Regions from separate parts of the Homo sapiens genome. Here region 1 is linked to region 2. A link is a loop called in an ENCODE intact Hi-C map of the cell type or tissue named here. Cell type or tissue: HepG2. All regions are shown on one strand. Each heading gives the region's core, and the rest is flanking DNA. Links, peaks and the distances in the headings are about the cores only. Region 1 overlaps CCN2-AS1 (CCN2 antisense RNA 1). Region 2 overlaps CCN2-AS1 (CCN2 antisense RNA 1).

Region 1 (4,406 bases), core at 263-4,262, 85 kb after region 2:
CCTCCCTGTGTCCATGTGTTCTCATTGTTCAACTCCCACTTATGAGTGAGAATATGCGGTGTTTGGTTTTCTGTTCCTGGGTTAGTTTGCTAAGAATGATGGCTTTCAGCTTCATCTATGTCCCTCCAAAGGACATGAACTCATTCTTTTTTATGGATGCATAGTATTCCATGATGTATATGTGCCACATTTTCTTTAGCACTTTTTAAAAAGAATTTTGCCAAAACATTAAAAGTGATTATCTAGGAGTTATCTTTTTCATCTTTATTATATTCCATACTTTCCATATCATTTACAAAGAGTACTTATTCCTTGCAATTAGAAAAAAAAACTTATTTTTAAATATTTAAGATGAGTTCCTGAAAAATAACACATAATGTTCATAACACGTTTCATTGCATAATTAAATTTCTACAGCACCATATAAATGTGAGATTGGAAGGACTATTTAATGAGGATAGAAACTCAAAGATAGAAGTACCTATAAGAAGAAATTCCCTCAAAGTGTACAAATGTCTTAGGGAGTCACTGAATTTCCCTTTTAACATCCAATGTGTACTCATGTCAATTTTTATTTAAATCTGAGAGGATGGCTTGCTGTCTTTCAACATTCACATTTTCATTAACATATCAGCAGGCTTATTCATTAAGTCATAGTTCCAAAATAAAACTAATGAATAGAAACTGTTGAAACTATATATATGTATATATATAGTTATATATATATACAACTATATATATAAAACTATATATAGTTATATATGTATATATATATTTTATATACATATATAACTATATATATTTTTTATATACATATATATAACTATATATATATATATAAAACGGGACTCAATCAACATCATTTAACTATAGAGCATGACAAGATTTTAAGGTTTCTGGAATCCCATGAGGAAAATAACATCTCACTATGTATGTTCCACTTCAGCAATAAGGGTTATCAACACATTACATCATGTGTGTGTGCACTACAGCAGGATACTGACAGGCAAATAAATAGAAAATACCACTTTTATGAAAAACAAATATAGCTCTTATTTACTCTGCCTTTACCTAGTTAAAAGAAAAATACAAAAACTAATAAAACCAAAAACTAGAGACACTAGTTCATGAAATATACTGGAACAGGGCAGGAGAAGCCAAAAGAAGGGAAGAGATAACACTTTCAGTCATTTTTACTCACATGTGAATAAATATTTTAAAGCAAATTCAGCTTCTTTTTTTAAGTTACTCTGCGTAGACTCACTTTCATACAAGAAACTAGGTTTGATGAATGTCACTTAGGGCATGTAGGTCCCTTCCCTGCAAAAGCTGGGCTATAAATAAATACTGTAGTAATTACATTTTTGGTCCAAGATACAATAAAGATAAAGAGAATGATAATAATAAGTCCCATGAATCTAACTGATTGAGGACCATTTTGTATTCATTGTCTTGTATTGTCAAATAACCTGCAGTCTATCATCATCTTTATAAAAACAATACACAAAAACATGTAAAGTGTTCCAATATAACTGCTCCTGTGCTCCATGAAAAAGTTGGAATTTAGAAAATACAGACATGTAACACAAACCATATGTAATCCAAGAGTCAAAAAAGCAATTTGAATCAGGAAATTTTGATCAACATTTTGAACTTAAAAATCTTCATTTTTAACTGTTTTCCATTTTTCAATCCAAGTATATACTTGGGATGGAAGCCCTTTAAAATAGAAACACTTAGCATTAAAAATGAAAAGATAAACTGCCATTCTTTTAGTCTTTTTAAAAATGTTCTTTTATGTCTTTCCAGAGGGATTTATTTTTAAATGAGAATAGGCCCAACTCCTTATTTTTCTCCCCAATCTGAATTCCTCCCTAGCTAAATTCTTTCTGATCTGTGTCATCCTTGTTCAGTATTTGTTATACCCTCTCTAGGGAGGTATCATCAAACTCTAAAAATGACATTAAATCCAAGGGCTTAGGAAATATTTTCTACAACATAAGCCTGGTTTGTATGTGATTTTTTTTGCATTTTATTTGTTTGTTTTTAACCTTTAACCGTAATTTGGGCCGATGACTCCCAGTGTGAAGATTATCTTATGTCACTCATAATTTTAAACTCAGGATTATTAGGCAAGCTTGCGTACTTATGTTAAGGAGCCCTGGGAGGTCTGGGCTATTTGCCAGGACTCTGTTTACATAGATGCCTCAATATCAATAGCCGGATGTGGTTAGAGAAAGGAGGCTTGTGGAGCATTAGCCAATGCCATGCTTCCCTTGCTTTTGCTATTTGGGGGAAGAAGTTATGTGCTTTCTAGTGTGACCTTTGGAAGACAACTAATAGGGAGGACAGGAGCTCTGCCTGAGCACTGGGAATGTACATTCCTGTGTTTGGCCTTGGTGAACAGCAAAAGAAAGTGGGAAAGACAACTAGGAATGGGACCCTGGATGATATGACACATACTCGTAGTTCACTCATAACATTTCTAGTTGGCTTTCATCCTTTTTAGTTTGAGTCTGTCAATTTTCTATCTGTGTTATTAGTCTTTCTGTTGTACTGTCCCTAACATGGTAGTTTAGTGACCACCCATATGCAGAAGTTGCTCAGCTAACCGAATTACATGGAGGACCCCCTTGATGAGAAAACACTCACCAATATTTCAAGCCTGAAGTCCAGAACACCTGTCAATGGGACTCTTCTACCGGAGGTATGAATAGTAGCCGATGGAGATAATAAAGGACTTTGAAAAAACAGTGTGGCATTCTAACTGAACCCCAGGGCTTCGTAAGGAGCCTATTGAGACCTGGCTTGGGGGTGCTGCTAGAAATCAAATGCTCCCTCTAGCTATTGGAGAAATCCAGACGTTTTGTAGAGAAGATGTTTGGGATTGAGGTCCTTTAAAGTTGAACATTTTAGGATTCACTGAATGAGATTCTAGGGGAATGGAAGTCATTAATCACTTGGAGCAGCATTCACCAGCAGGAAGATCTGCAGGGAGGTGCTGCTTGTGGTAAGGACCCAGGCCAATAGGAGTGGCTGCTAGAAGCTGCTGCTATGGAAACCCATGCTAATTACTGTTGGAAGGAGCAACCAATGGAACCTGCCATGGCCAGGAGCAACAGCCAAGAGGCTCTACTGGGAGATGTTTGAAAGCACCATTGGGTGTATCTAAAAGAGCTCGGTCAGGGGATCATCTGCTTGAAGAATCTTTAGGGTGGAGGGTGTTGTTTTGGTTCTGTTGAAACATGCTTAGGTGAATCATCTTTGATTTTGGAGAAAAAGAAAAAGACTATCGGTCTTATTACCCTCCACACTAAGACAGCATCATAATTTCCCTCAAAACCAGCTTCTCTGTGTGATTCTGCATTTCTATTGCCTGTAGTACTAATAATCTACTTGTTACCCAGATAGAAACACCCCATTGTCAATGAATCCTCCATTTCCCTTTTTCAGTTTTAATAAAAGTTAGATTTTATTTCAGTACAAATCTATCTTGAGGAAAATATAAATTATAAAAGACCATAGACATTCTTTCAATAAAGGCAATTAACTGATTAATTCAAACACCTGTGGTATTGGGTTGCCATTAGTAGTACCAGTAGTCAAATTTTTTAAAAGCCAGATTAAAATAGAGATTTTATTCAAAAAGGCCACAGTTGACCCTTGAAGAACATGGGTTTGAACTGCACAAATCCACTTATACATGAATTTTTTTCAATAATAGTTACGCCAAGGGACAGCAAGACCAACTCCTACTCTTTTCTCTTCTCCTCAGCCTGCCCATCATGAAGACAATGAGGATAAAGACCTTTCTGATGATCTATTCCCATTTAATAAGTAATAAATATATTTTCTCTTCCATATAATGTTCTTAATGGCATTTTTTCATTTTATTTTCTCTTACTTTACTATAAGAATTCAGTGTCAAATATATATAACACACAAATATGTGTTAATCTATTGTTTGTGTTATTGGTAAAGCTTCCAGTCAACAGTCGGCTAGTAGTAGTTAAGTTTATGGTGAGTCAAAAATTTTACGTGAATTTTTAACTGCACAAGGGGTCAGCACCCCTAACCCCTGTGTTTTTCAAGGACCAACTGCATTGCAATATGGGGAAGAGAACTTTGAAATAGGGAGAATACTCTATTGCAGAAGTGGCAAAGTCTAAAGGTCGAACAGAAAAAGACCTTTCTTTTATAAGGAGAAGTAAATAGGGCTAGCAGGAAGTTTGTGAAAGAGTGGGGCAAGCGAATGGAGGTAGGCAGATGGCATGAGAGTGGCTTTGACAGTAAATTTTTATTCTCTTTGGTCACTGGATTCTTGGAGTAAGTCATTGAGAAGATATTCTGTAACTTAGCACTTGCTTAAAAGCTTGGGAATAAGATAAAGTTCTGGGACCTGTAGG
Region 2 (4,406 bases), core at 92-4,091:
ACTTCTCCATCCCATTTCCGCATGCACCCACAACCTCAGCAAGATGCAACCCTGTTTCCCCTTCAGGACCTACATAACAAAAGCAAAAACAACCAAAACAGAGATGAGGGGGACTATCAAAGAAATTTTGTATGTCTGTTTTGTCTCACACAGTTCTAAAGCAAAAACAAAAACAAAAGCAAAATAAACAAAAAACTCGGAATAAGACTGAGGAAATCTTATGAGAACATTTTCACACACACACAAATTGTCCTAAACATCATGGTAAGTTTTATAATTCTATTAGTAGAATATTCCATATCAGGAGAATGATGTACTTGAAAGGCCCTTCTGCATGAGATTGAGGACCTTATTTTAAAACTTCATTTTTCACTTGGCAGAACACCTGGATACGCTCTGAAGCCAGGTTCAGCTTAATTCTTGACTCTCCTATTTGCTATCAGTGTGACCTTGGAAAATTTATTTAATCTTCTTATGACTCAGTGTTTAATAATCTGAGAATGATGATACCTACCTAATATGGTTATTAAAGAGGAACAAGTAAATTAATACACATTAAGCACTTAGAACAATACTTGGCACAGTAAGCATGCAGCAAATGTTATTACAATTATTATTATATAACACTATTTCCTATTTTTAATTTTAATTTTAAGTTCTGGGGTAGATGTGCAGGTTGTGCAGGTTTATTACATAGGTAAACATGTGCCATGGTTGTTTGCTGCCCCTATCAACCCATCACCTAGGTATTAAGCCCAACATGCATTAGCTATTTTTCCCAATGCTCTCCCTCCTTTCACCCCACCCCATGACAGGCCCCAGTGTGTGTTTTTCCACTCCCTGTATCCATGTGTTCTCATTGTTCAGTTCCCGCTTTGTTCAGTTTAGTTCAGTGTTTGGTTTTCTGTTGCTGTGTTAGTTTGCTGATAATAGTGGCTTCCAGCTCCGTCCATGTTCCTGCAAAGGACATGATCTCTTTCTTTTTTATGGCTGCATAGTATTCCATGGTGTATATGTACCTCATTTTCTTTAACCGGTCTATCATTGATGGGCATTTAGGTTGATTCCATGTCTTTGCTATTGTAAATAGTGCTGCAATGAACATACGCTTGCATGTATCTTTGTAATAGAATGATTTATATTCCTTTGTTATATATCCATTAAAAGGATTGCTGGGTCAAATGGTGGTTTTGGTTCCGGATCTTTGAGGAATCTCCACACTGTCTTGCACAATGGTTGAACTAATTTACATTCCCACCAACAGTAACATATTATTTCTAACTAGGTTGCAAATTTCCAAACATCCTTATGAACTACAATCTGTGTAGAAGTTAGGGACTCTTGTTAATTCCTTTGAGAGGAAATTTTAGGATGTTGTTCAAATTTGTGTTGAGTGGAATGATAGACTGTTCTCTTTATGTACAACTAATAAATAGTAAAAGGAAGTAGTCTGATTGAAAAAGCTAGGATGTAAATTTGACACAAGACATCCTTAGGGGCTGAAACATGGAATTGGCACTTCGGAGATTACATGTAGTATTTTCTTCTGGAAATATTAAGAAAGGAACAGTTAATTCTTTTTTCTGGGTGCCTTAAAATTCACCAGCTTAAAAGTAGACTATTAAGTGAATCTTATGAGGTTCCCTTGAGTCCTCTTCCTCAATTTTGATACAGGTATTCATGATCAGGCTCTTAGGAGGTATCTCTATGGCCCTTTTTGTTTGAGGCCTCATGAAGGCTTCCATTCGGCTCACCCCTCCCTCTACCTAATATAAGTTTCCAGGGAATTAATAGCATTTCAACACAAGAAATGACTGATAGTTTCCAGGGCCTCTTGTGGTTACTATAATGTTGTTATAGCAGGACAGGGCCAGGCCTACTGCAGCTAGATGGCAGCGAGGAGACCACTGTAGTATGTTAATTGGGATACAGCGAATAATCCCTTACATGGCGTAGTTTCTGTGTGTGCTAAGGGGCCTTTGTCCCAGCCTGTTAGTTACAAATGGTAGGAGACTGCATTAACTCCATGCAGTTTCATGGCCCCTGTGACTTAATGAGTTTCTGTGGTGGCCGGATTGACTACCCCCCACCACTGGCCCTCTGCTGTGCCATATCAGGGAGCATCAAAGAGCCAGTCTATTCACTTGTATCCTTGTCTGTTAAATATCCAAAAAAGTGCTGAACTAAAGAGAATAAACTTGAACAAGGGGAAGTTCTTCTAACCCAAACTGACTCTTTGTTAGTCTACCCTACTTCGCTTACCATTGGGTGTTAAGAATCGGTTTCATGTTATGCCAATACAACCAGATAGCTTCATGAAAGTCTATTTAGGTTTGGAAAATAACATGTATGCCAGGCCCCTTGCCATTTCAATAATACCCAAACAACATTAACATGATGAAAGCTAGCAAAAGCAAGCTATTATGCTTTCATCATCCAGAATCCTAGTGTGATGTGTAGAAACCCTTCTTTTTCTCCAATAACACCAAGATTAAGCAAATGCAAACTTGGTTATCAGAAACAATTCTCCCTTTTTAACTTGAGGACCTCTTTAATTTTTAAAGCTATTTTCTGCATCCACACAAAAAGCTTTCTCCCTACCCTTAACGTATTGGGTATGAAGCAGTAACGATGTGCCAAATTCTGTGAAAGACATAGTATCTTTCAGCATTGCCTACTGAGTTTATAATCTACAATACAGCTGGATGCTAGAAGCTGTCACCTGAGATTTTCCTACATTTGGAGGTGGTCCAATGAAAAAATCCTTCCCATCAATATTGTTAGGGTCAGCAATACCTCCTTGAGAACTCTTGTTCAAGTGACATTTTACCATTCCAGTGATAGCGTTAAGGGAATATCACACAGAAAAAGCAATCCCAAGAATGCCACAGATTCCAAGAGAATTGGAGTGCCTGCCTATTTACCACCTGACAATCACAGCCTGGAAGCCCAGAGCCTGTCCCTTTGGTCATGCCTTGGACCTAATTTAATCTCCTATGTCCTTGAAATTAACCCATGAAAAGGGCATTATGCTCACAATGCGCAGAGCAGATCTGAATTAAATTTCTTTGAGACCTAAAGCGGAAAACTCTGAACCCCTTCTCCTTTCCCCACTCTCACTCTTTCCCCTTTCTAAATTGCCAGAATAATGACAAAAACTGCTTTTCTCGGTATTATTTCATGTTGTCCCCCTGCCCTCCCCACATCCCCCCAATCTAAAACACTAGGGTCTCTGGCCTCAAGGGTGCTAGTCTGTCACCTTAGAAACTGTTTCCTTACAAGGCCATGGAATGGCAGAGGGCATGCCTTCGCTGCATACTTTGGCAACCATGAATTGCTGAGTGCTGCTCTCATGAATGGGAGTCTTTCACTGCCATCTGGACATGCTCACAGGTATAAACATTTTTTTTTTCATGAAGAGGTCCAGAGAATACACATTGCATCAGTAGGCCTCCTGAATGACAAACAAAGCCATCTCATATGTTGGGACAGCTATAATCACATCAGAGTTGATATAACATAGGTCTGTCTCTAATGGCATTGCTTCCAGACAAGGTCAAATTAAATGTTCAATTTAGACATTCTTCAGCTTTGTCAGGCAAGCAATGTGAATTAGAAAGAGGTATGGAGAGGGAGGTAGAAAGAGGCTGTCACTATGATATGGAAGACCACTGAGTTTTGCCCAAGTATAAATATGCTACCTTAAAGAGTCAAGAAGAGACCATTCACGCCTCACTAGCAATTCTCTAGGTGGAAGACCAAAAGAAAGGATTCTTTCCCTTGGCTTGGCAAAATAAGACTGGGACTTACTTCATTCAAAGGCATTTTTATGGTCTTCATAAACAAACATTACAGATGAAATTCTTAACATATTTATAAGAACATAGACTTTGTACTTGTTTGGGGGTGGCAGAGGGGAGAATGTGACAAGGGCTCTATTATGTTTTCCTGTAAACAAAGTTGCCATGAACTTGGAATTCGATCATATCCAGCTTTAAATTTTATTCTTCAATGTGTCTACTGTTTTGCTTGGACGTATTACTGCCCTTTGGCATAAAACTTTTAAATAATTTACTAAAATTTTTTTAGTAATTTTTCTACTCTTACAGATATAAGTAGTTGACATCTCTGTCAATTTTTTTCAGGTATGAGGTCTTTTACATGTCTCTAGTTCATTCATACACACATAGGGACAGAAGCAAAATATAGAATTCCTGCCATACTCAGCTATATAACAACAACAGAATTCTCCCCATGAACTAAGACTTTTCATTGAAAGAGATGAAGGAGAGAAATCTTAGGCAAACAACAACAACAACAACAAAACAGATAATAAGCCAGGCACAGTGGCTCATGCCTGTAAACCCAGCACTTTGGAAGGCAGAGGCAGGCAGATCACAAGGTCA

The links. Peaks named below come from ENCODE experiments on the same cell type or tissue, not always from the same donor. Only the 100,000 strongest peaks of a DNase experiment are listed, where the experiment ranks them.
Region 1: it touches region 2 in a loop (4-fold over the local background); 1 of 110 quality-filtered maps calls a loop at or near these places.

What each region holds. Positions count from the first base shown.
Region 1 is chr6:131,936,076-131,940,481 of GRCh38, reverse strand. The region is part of intron 2 of CCN2-AS1 (CCN2 antisense RNA 1); the gene reads right to left. Among named protein-coding and RNA genes, the nearest start is that of CCN2, 13 kb to the left of the region's middle. RefSeq lists a silencer at 2,099-2,393. In HepG2, for the core only: no CTCF peak of the experiment used is centred there; DNase peaks (open chromatin) are centred at 2,271 and 4,191.
Region 2 is chr6:132,021,205-132,025,610 of GRCh38, reverse strand. The region is part of intron 2 of CCN2-AS1 (CCN2 antisense RNA 1); the gene reads right to left. Among named protein-coding and RNA genes, the nearest start is that of CCN2, 72 kb to the right of the region's middle. In HepG2, for the core only: a CTCF peak has its summit at 1,888; DNase peaks (open chromatin) are centred at 1,900, 3,400 and 3,890; H3K4me3 peaks cover 251 bases.